Regions from separate parts of the Homo sapiens genome. Here region 2 is linked to region 1. Evidence: read pairs that join two places in POLR2A ChIA-PET (ENCODE). Cell type or tissue: PC-9. All regions are shown on one strand.

Region 1 (5,000 bases):
GTCATCTGTTCTATACTCATCCTATATCTTCAGCACCTGGGACAGTGCTTAGCACAGAGTAGGTGTTCAATAAATGTGTTCAGTAAACATGAAACAATGAAGCTTGTGACTTTGGCCCCTACCTCTTTTTGTATTTACAAGGTCATATTGCACATTATATCTCAGTTTATGCATGTATAAATTAGGATAATATTATTTTACCTACCTCACAGTTCAAGGTGCTATGCATGTAGCAGATGCATGTAACAAAATGCTTGTAGAATGAGTGAATGCATGTGCTATCTCTATGATAAAAGAAATCTATATTTTAACTAAGATTTATTTCACTTAACAAGAGAAATGGAGTACCCAAACAGGAGGAGTCATGTTTTTTGAGCTGGAAATAAAATTCAGGATTTCATATACCTTTGCCCAGGGGTCTATATTTTTCTTCTGGTCATACTTTAATACTAGACATATTTTAAATGGGGAAGGGGGAAATTTTTTGAATGGATTTGGACAAAACTAGTAATGATTGACTTTTCCAACTTCTAGGCTGGTTGTGGCTGTCACAGATTTTAACTCCTCGGTGCACCAAGAGTACAGATTCCAAATTGCCTATATCTTAAAAACTTGTAAGAAAGAAGCAATGGTGAATGTGAATCTGAACACCAGGGAGAGTTCCAGAAAGGGAATTCCCATCAGTTGGTACTACTAATTGGCCTTATGAAACGAGTGGCAGGATAAGATCTTGACCTCTGAGAATGACAGCAAAAGTGCTCTCAGCTTAGCAGGACCTGGTACTACAAGTCTCACAGGCTGGCTTACCTTTGGCCTGGATTAACCTGCCTGTTTTCCCCATTTCCCCTATCAGTACAGGGAAAATACCTTGCATATAAAATACAAATGCTACTTAATTTTTCTTTTTCTTGTTCATCTCTTCTCCATGATGTCCACTCCCTTCCAGGATCCCTCCTATTTGACATTTCCTTCAGGATACAGAATACAGAGAAGGGAGAAGGTGCAGGAAGGATCCAAATGTTACTAGAGTTATACATTTTATTTGAGCTTCATCTCTTTGGAGAAAGGGGAACAGGGATGAGAGGATTAAGTTAGAGATGGTCTGGCACAAAGCCCAGAGATGTGGGGTGTGTGAAGAAGGAAATTCATGACTAGAATATATGCTGAAGGTGAAATGAGGGGAGCCTGGATAGGGAATTCAGAGATAATTGTTGGCATTTAGTAATGTGATTTGGGAGTATGATCCCAGCGCAGAGCAAGGAAGAAGGCTGGCAGGTAGTAGGAGTCACAGTCAGGAAGGAAGTACTGCTAGTTCGTATCCAGTCTAGGTCTCTGGACAATTGACCCCTTTTTGGGTAGGAGGATTTGCCAGCATTATCTGACCCCTTATTTCTAGTTCATCTCCTAGACATCTTCATTGCTGTTGCCCTCTGGTGAGTATGAATCCATAGGATGGCGTCTCCTCTCCACTGACCATGTCCGAGTCTGAGTCTGAGACTGGGTGGAAGCCATAGACGGATGATACATAGGCCAGTAACGCTGCTGAGGAAAAGTGTGAGCTCTTGGCCTAGATTTGGGGTTGGGCTCCATCTCAGGCTCAGTCTCAGGCTGGGGCTCCATCTCGGTCTGGGTCTTGGTCTCGGTCTCAGCCTTGGGCTCCATTTCAGGCTCCAGCTCCCGATCCAGGTCTAGGTCCAGACCCAGCCCAGCCTCTTGTTCTGATTCCAGCTCCAAATCCAACTCCGACTCCTCTTCTACAGGCTGTTGGATCTTGATGAAGCCTGGACTTACATTTTTTTGGCTTCCTAGAAAACTGCTGCTCATTTTATATCTTGAATTGTCATTCTGAAATACAATTAGGTGGGTTAAAATTTCTAATTAAATTTAACCTTCTGCTGAACGCAGTGGCTCATACCTGTAATCCCAGCACTTTGAGAGGCTGGGGCAGGAGAATCGCTTTAGACCAGGAGTTCAAGGCCAGCCTGGGCAACATAGTAAAACTTCTATCTTAACAAATAATAATAATAATTATAATTATTATATAATAATAATAATTATTATTATTTTAAAAACTAGTTGGGCATGATGGCACATGCCTGTAGTCCTAGCTACTCAGGAGGCTGAGGCAGGAGGATTGCTTGAGGCTGAGACTGCAGTGAGCTGTGTTTACACCGCTGCACTCCAGCCTGAGCAACACAGTGAGACTGTCTCAAAAAACAAACAAACAAAAAAACCCAGAATTTTAATTTTTGAGCAGTCAAGGAATTTCAGAATACAACAGGACTTAAGGTACCAGAACCATGGGTTCCTTGCAGAGTAGAAAATATTTCTTGCCTAAATCTACTTTTCTGTTTATTATTATTATTAATTTTGACACAGAGTCTTGCTCTGTTGCCCAGGCTGGAGTGCAGTGGCATGATCTTGGCTCACTGCAACCTCTACTTCCCGAATTCAAGTGATTCTCTTGCCTCAGCCTCCCAAGTAGTTGGGACTACAGATATGCACCACCACGACTGGCTAATTTTTATATTTTTAGTAGAGACAGGGTTTCACCATGTTGGCCAGGCTGGTCTCAAACTCCTGAGCTCAAGTGATCCACCTGCCTCAGCCTCCCAAAGTGCTGGGATTACAGGCATGAGCCACTGTGCCCAACCTTTATTTATTTTTCATTAAAATTTTTTTTAATTTTCTTTAAAATGCCAATGACATCATCCATAAATCTGCTTTTCATCTTCTTTCTACCTTCTGGTTTCTCAGTTACTCACTATTCTTCAGACTCAATCAATTTCCAACTTAGAATTTCTCTGGCTTTTCTAGCTAGACCGGATTTCATGACCAACCATTTAAAACAGCAATGGACTTAACAACATTCTGAAACATCTTGTCTTCTTGATCTTACTTGTCTTGCCAACCCCCAGTGCAATCCTTGACAGGGCCTATAAGGCTGTGTGTGACCTGGCCTCTTGCCATTCTTCTTTAGCTTTATTCCAGCTGTGGTCCCCGCCCTTTGCTCTCACCATAAAGTTACCCAGAGTTGCCTGACTACTGCTCAGCTTTGTGCGTGCCATTCCCTTTGCCTACCTTGTCCTCCTCCATCTTGTCCACATCCACTTAGTCATCACCCCAGATTCAGAGCCAAGATGACCAGGCAGGACCACAGCTTCTTTTGTGTTCCAACTACATCTCATTCACACTTCCATCATAGTACCAGTAACATATTCTTTATTTATTTACAAACCTACTCCTTACTAGACTCTAAGCTCCTTGTGGTATATGACAGGGCCTGGTTCTTGATATCCCCAGTACCAGACACTGAGCTTGTCACATAGCAGGTGCCCACAGGCCTTGCATCAGCCTTGAATCAGCCTGTAACAGCATTCCTCAAAATTAATCACTTCAACTTTCCTGAAACATTTTCTTCTCGACCACCATATGACACTCTTCTGCTTTTCCTCCTTCCTTCCTGGTTGCTGCTCCTTGGTCTTTTTGCTATCTCCTCTCCTTCTACTGGACTTCTAGATGTTGGTATGCCCCAGGGCTTGATCCTGGGACCTTTCTCTTGTCTATCTATGCTCTCTCCATAGGGACTTTTATTTTGGGCCCATAATTTTCATTACCATCTATATGCTGATGCTGATGATTCTTTGGTTATAACCCTTCCCCTGATCTGCAGGTTCATAAATTCACTTCCATTCTTGACATCTCCATTTGAATGTTTAATAGGCCACTTGAATTTTTTTGTTTTGTTTTGTTTTGTTTTAGACAGAGTATCACTCTGTTGCCCAGGCTGGAGTACAGTGGCATGATCTTGGCTCACTGCAACTTCCGCCTCCCAGGTTCAAGTGATTCTCCTGCCTCAGGCTCCCAAGTAGCTGGAATGACAGGCATGCGCCACCACACCCGACTAATTTTCGTATTTTTAGTTGAGAATAGGATTCACCATGTTGGCCAGGCTAGTCTCGAACTCCTGGCCTCAAGTGATCCACCTGCCTCACCTCCCAAAGTGCTAGGATTACAGGCGTGAGGCCACACCTGGCCCAGGCATTTTGAATTCAATACACATGAAATAGAACTTGCTCCTCTCCTAGTCTTCCCTGTCTTAAATAGTAGAAAACAATTGACATATTCAATACCAAGTCTTAATATAAGAATGTTAGTACGTTAGGAAAATATTTTTTAAAAACATAGTAGATAATGTCCATCTTTTTTTTTGACCGGGTCTTACTCTGTCATCCAGGCCAGAGTGCAGTGGCACAATCAAAGCTCACTGTGACCTCAAACTACTGGGCTCAAGCAATCCTCCTGCCTCAAGCTCCCGAGTAGCTAGGATTACAGGTATGCACCATCATACCTGGCTGATTTTTAGTTTTTTTTTTCAAGATAAGAGTCTCACTATGTTGTCCAGGTTGCTCTGAAATTCCTGGCCTCAAGTGATTCTTCTGCCTCAGTCTCCCAAAGTGCTGACATTACAGGCATGAGTTACTACGGCTGGCTGATATGTCCATCTTAAACCAGCATCACCACTAGTCTTTTATTTTTTAATTTTTTTTTGAAACAGGGTCTCGCTCTGTTGCCCAGGCTGGAGTGCAGTGGCAGGATCTCAGCCCACTGCAACCTCCGCTTCCTGGGTTAAAGTGATTCTCATGCCTTGGCCTCCTGAGTAGCTGGGGTTATAGGCACGCGCCAGCATGCCCAGCTAATTTTTTTGTATTTTTTGTAGAGACAGGGTTTTGTCATGTTGGCCAGGCTGGTCTCAAACTCCTGGCCTCAAGTGATCCGCCTTCCTTGGCCTCCCGAAGTGCTAGGATTGCAGGCATGAGCCACCACACTTGGCCACCACTAGTCTTAATAGAGACACACAGGATCCTTCTCATTAAATTCAGGAGTAAGACAAGATTCATCATTATTACTTGTTCTGAGAGGTTTAGTTAATGCAATAATATATGATATTGAAATAAGAATTCTAACAATTGGAACATAAGAGATTAGTATTATTTTTA
Region 2 (5,000 bases), 120 kb before region 1:
TGTGGGTAAAGAGCTGAACAGATGAATCTTGTTGCTTGATCAACCGATCAGTGATACAGGAACAGTTTTCCTATCTTTGGCTGTCAGCTGTGTGTTTGGCCAATGCACTGTGACAACCTGCTCAGTCACTAGGAATGAGTATCCCAGTGTTGTCACAGTTAAATTGGTGGTGGGAACTTCCATAATGGGATTTGATCTTGTCACTTGGTCCATGGCAGCTAGTTTATGAGAATGATCACATTTGTGTGTATATATATATATTTATATTTATATATATTTTTTGAGACGAAATCTTGCTCTTGTTGCCCAGGCTGGAGTGCAATGGCGCGATCTTGGCTCGCTGCAACCTCTGCCTCCCAGGTTTAAACGATTCTCCTGTCTCAGCCTCCCGAGTAGCTGGGATTATAGGCGTGTGCCACCACATCCGGCTAATTTTGTATTTTTTTTTTTTTTTTTTTTTTTGAGACAGAGTGTCGCTCTGTCACCTAGGCTGGAGTGCAGTGGTGCGATCTTGGCTCACCGCAAGCTCCGCCTCCCGGGTTCATGCCATTCTCCTGCCTCAGCCTCCCAAGTAGCTGGGACTACAGGCGCCCGCCACCACACCTGGCTAATTTTTTGTATTTTTAGTAGAGATGGGGTTTCACTGTGTTAGCCAGGATGGTCTTGATCTCCTGACCTCGTGATCCGCCCACCTCAGCCTCCCAAAGTTCTGGGATTACAGGCGTGAGCCAACACGCCCAGGCTGTATATATGTTTTGAGTGCAGTGGCGTGAAAACGGCTCACTGAAGCCTCGGCTTCCTCAGCTCAAGCAATCCTCCTGCCTTTAGCTTCCCAAGTAGCCAGGACCACAGGTGTGTACCACCACATCCGCCTAATCTTTAATTTTTGTAGACACAGGGTATCATCATGTTGCCCAGCCTGGACATTCATATTTTCTTTTGTTGATAAAATTAATTCACAGTCGGCCAGGCACGGTGGCTCACGCCTGTAATCCCAGCACTTTGGGAAGCCAAGGTGGGCAGATCACCTGAGGTTGGGAGTTTGTGACCAGCCTGACCAACATGGTGAAACCCCGTTTCTACTAAAAATAAAAAATTAGCCGGGCGTGGTGGCACATGCCTGTATTCCCAGCTACTCGGGAGGCTGAGGCAGGGGAATGGCTTGAACCTGGGAGGCGGAAGTTGCAGTGAGCCGAGATCGTGCCATTGCTCTCCAGCCTGGGCAGCAAGAGTGAAACTCCGTGTCAAAAAAAAAAATTAATTAATTAATTAATTAATTAATTCAGTCAGTATCTACTTTATGCAAGCTTGATGAATGACAAAATTTGACAAATTCTGTAGCTTAGTGACTTTTCTATCATTTATCTCATAATTTACTTTTTGAAGAGGTACAAAAAAAATTTCCAGAAGTCTATCCTTGGCCAGGCGTAGTGGCTCACGCCTGTAATCCCAGCACTTTGGGAGGCTGAGGTGGGAGGATCACTTGAGGCCAGGAGTTCAAGACTAGCATGGGCAACATGGCAAAAACCCATCTCTATAAAAATTACAAAAATTAGCTGGGTATGGTGGCGCATGCCTGTAATCCCGGCTACTTGGGAGGCTGAGGTGGGAGGATCACTTGAGCCTGGGAGGTTGAAGCTGCAGTGAGCCATGATTGCACCACTGCACTCCAGCCTGGGCAACAAAGCAAGACTCTGTCTCAAAAAAAAAAAAGTCTATTCTCAAAATATTTCACTGAAATGGCAACTTTAGTGGTCTGCAGAAGCTGCTAGGGGCTTAAGGTGCATCTGCCTATAACCCACACCTTGCTCAGCTACTCGGGAGGCAGAGGCAGGACAATTGCTTGAATCTGGGAGGCAGAGGTTGCAGTGAGCCGAGATTGTGCCACTGCACTCCAGCCTGGGTGACAGAGCGAGACTCCGTCTCAAAAATAAATAAATAAATAAATAAATAAATAAAACAAAAAAACAAACAAAAATCAGTAATGTCAGCACTCCTTTTATGAAGTCAACCTTATTCTTTTCTCACTCTGGCTTGCCTCTCTCTGCTTTGGGCTGTTCTGTAGAGTCAGTTATGGTGCTCGAGCTTCACTGACAGCCCTGAGTAGATATGGTCAAAATAGGAAGGGCCAGTCATTTATAGGTGAAATGTGAACCTGAAGAATATCCTCAGTGCTCATGACCTGACAATCCTGTTACCTACTGCTGCTTAACAAATTACTCCAGAATGCAGTGGCTTAAAACAACATACATATCTCAGTTTCTGTGGATTAGGAATCCTGACAAGGTTTAGCTAAGTGTTTTTGCCTCAAGGTTTCTCACAAGCTGCAATTGTGTTGGATCCACTTCCAAGCTCAGTGGTGGTTTGCAGGATTGTTTTTCACAGTTTGTTGGGATGGAGGGTCTCAGTTCTTTTTTTTTTTTTTTTCTTTTTTTTTAATTATTATTATACTTTAAGTTTTAGGGTACATGTGCACATTGTGCAGGTTAGTTACATATGTATACATGTGCCATGCTGGTGTGCTGCACCCACTAACGTGTCATCTAGCATTAGGTATATCTCCCAATGCTATCCCTCCCCCCTCCCCCCACCCCACCACAGTCCCCAGAGTGTGATATTCCCCTTCCTGTGTCCATGTGATCTCATTGTTCAATTCCCACCTATGAGTGAGAATATGCGGTGTTTGGTTTTTTGTTCTTGCGATAGTTTACTGAGAATGATGGTTTCCAATTTCATCCATGTCCCTACAAAGGACATGAACTCATCATTTTTTATGGCTGCATAGTATTCCATGGTGTATATGTGCCACATTTTCTTAATCCAGTCTATCATTGTTGGACATTTGGGTTGGTTCCAAGTCTTTGCTATTGTGAATAATGCCGCAATAAACATACGTGTGCATGTGTCTTTATAGCAGCATGATTTATAGTCATTTGGGTATATACCCAGTAATGGGATGGCTGGGTCAAATGGTATTTCTAGTTCTAGATCCCTGAGGAATCGCCACACTGACTTCCACAATGGTTGAACTAGTTTACAGTCCCACCAACAGTGTAAAAGTGTTCCTATTTCTCCACATCCTCTCCAGCACCTGTTGTTTCCTGACTTTTTAATGATTGCCATTCTAACTGGTGTGAGATGATATCTCATAGTGGTTTTGATTTGCATTTCTCTGATGGCCAGTGATGATGAGCATTTTTTCATGTGTTTTTTGGCTGCAGAAATGTCTTCTTTTGAGAGGTGTCTGTTCATGTCCTTCGCCCACTTTTTGATGGGGTTGTTTGTTTTTTTCTTGTAAATTTGTTTGAGTTCATTGTAGATTCTGGATATTAGCCCTTTGTCAGATGAGTAGGTTGTGAAAATTTTCTCCCATGTTGTAGGTTGCCTGTTCACTCTGATGGTAGTTTCTTTTGCTGTGCAGAAGCTCTTTAGTTTAATTAGATCCCATTTGTCAATTTTGGCTTTTGTTGCCATTGCTTTTGGTGTTTTGGACATGAAGTCCTTGCCCACGCCTATGTCCTGAATGGTAATGCCTAGGTTTTCTTCTAGGGTTTTTATGGTTTTAGGTCTAACGTTTAAATCTTTAATCCATCTTGAATTGATTTTTGTATAAGGTGTAAGGAAGGGATCCAGTTTCAGCTTTCTACATATGGCTAGCCAGTTTTCCCAGCACCATTTATTAAATAGGGAATCCTTTCCCCATTGCTTGTTTTTCTCAGGTTTGTCAAAGATCAGATAGTTGTAGATATGCGGCATTATTTCTGAGGGCTCTGTTCTGTTCCATTGATCTATATCTCTGTTTTGGTACCAGTACCATGCTGTTTTGGTTACTGTAGCCTTGTAGTATAGTTTGAAGTCAGGTAGTGTGATGCCTCCAGCTTTGTTCTTTTGGCTTACGATTGACTTGGCGATGCGGGCTCTTTTTTGGTTCCATATGAACTTTAAAGTAGTTTTTTCCAATTCTGTGAAGAAAGTCATTGGTAGCTTGATGGGGATGGCATTGAATCTGTAAATTACCTTGGGCAGTGGGTCTCAGTTCTTTGCTGGCTGTTAGCCTCTCCTTAGGGTTACTCATATGGCAGCTTGTTTCCCAAAATAAGGGTTTGAAAGGAGAGCAAGGCAGTGTGCATGGGCAGAGAAGCCAGACCATTTGTAACTGTCTCAGAAGTGATATCCCATTGCTTCTGCCCTATTCTAACAGAAGAAAGTTCAGCCCACACTGAAGGCAAATGGATTATATGAATACCAACAGGTGGGAATCACAGGAGCCTTTTTAAAGGTTTTCACAATTACTTAAATTTTCTGTGGAAATGGGCATTTATCAGAATTTTTTTTTTTTTTTTTTTTTGACAGGGTTTTGCTTGCTCTGTTGCCCAGGCTGGAGTACAGTGGTGTGATTACAGCTCACTGCAGCCTCGACTTCCCAGGCTCAGGCAATCCTCCTGCCGCAGCCTCCCAAGTAGCTGGGACTACAGGCATGCGCCACCACACCTGGCTAATTTTTGTCTTTTTTGTAGATAGGGGTTTTGCCATGTTGCCCAGGCTGGTCTTGAACTCCCGAGCTCAAGCAATCCATCCGCCTCAGCCTCCCATAATGCCAGGAATGCAGGCCTGAGCCACCACACCTGGCTATCAGAATGCTTTATCAGGACAGAGATTAGATTCTGGTATCCTTATATGTTGATGGATACATGTTTGTTTTGTTGTAAATTAAGTTGATGAAGATGAATGGTTAAGGATTCCAACCCTGAAAACCCATCTCACTTTTGTCATCTGTCTTCAAAGGATTTATAATAAGGTCTACTAAATTTATTTTCCAATATCAACCACTCTCTCCTCTATCCTAGTGAATCCAAAGCAACCAATGCAAACAATCACATCTTAGTGGCACAACTATTAAGAACATAGCTCAAATGGCAGGCAGCTGATGCACTTCAATAAACAGTCTAATTCTGCCATTTGGAGGGCAACGCTTGTTATTGTATTAAAATAGGCAAAAA

The links. ChIA-PET counts read pairs that join two places held together with the same protein. Peaks named below come from ENCODE experiments on the same cell type or tissue, not always from the same donor. Only the 100,000 strongest peaks of a DNase experiment are listed, where the experiment ranks them.
Region 2: POLR2A ChIA-PET joins it to region 1 with 31 read pairs; 2 of 35 experiments call an interaction of 5 or more read pairs at or near these places.

What each region holds. Positions count from the first base shown.
Region 1 is chr6:35,942,496-35,947,495 of GRCh38, forward strand. SLC26A8 (solute carrier family 26 member 8) reads right to left here. Exons shown (of 20, transcript NM_052961.4): 20 at 1,021-1,845. The coding sequence ends at 1,405. Among named protein-coding and RNA genes, the nearest start is that of SRPK1, 24 kb to the left of the region's middle. In PC-9, no CTCF peak of the experiment used is centred here; no DNase peak of the experiment used is centred here.
Region 2 is chr6:35,824,916-35,829,915 of GRCh38, forward strand. No RefSeq gene overlaps it. Among named protein-coding and RNA genes, the nearest start is that of LHFPL5, 22 kb to the left of the region's middle. In PC-9, no CTCF peak of the experiment used is centred here; a DNase peak (open chromatin) is centred at 2,206.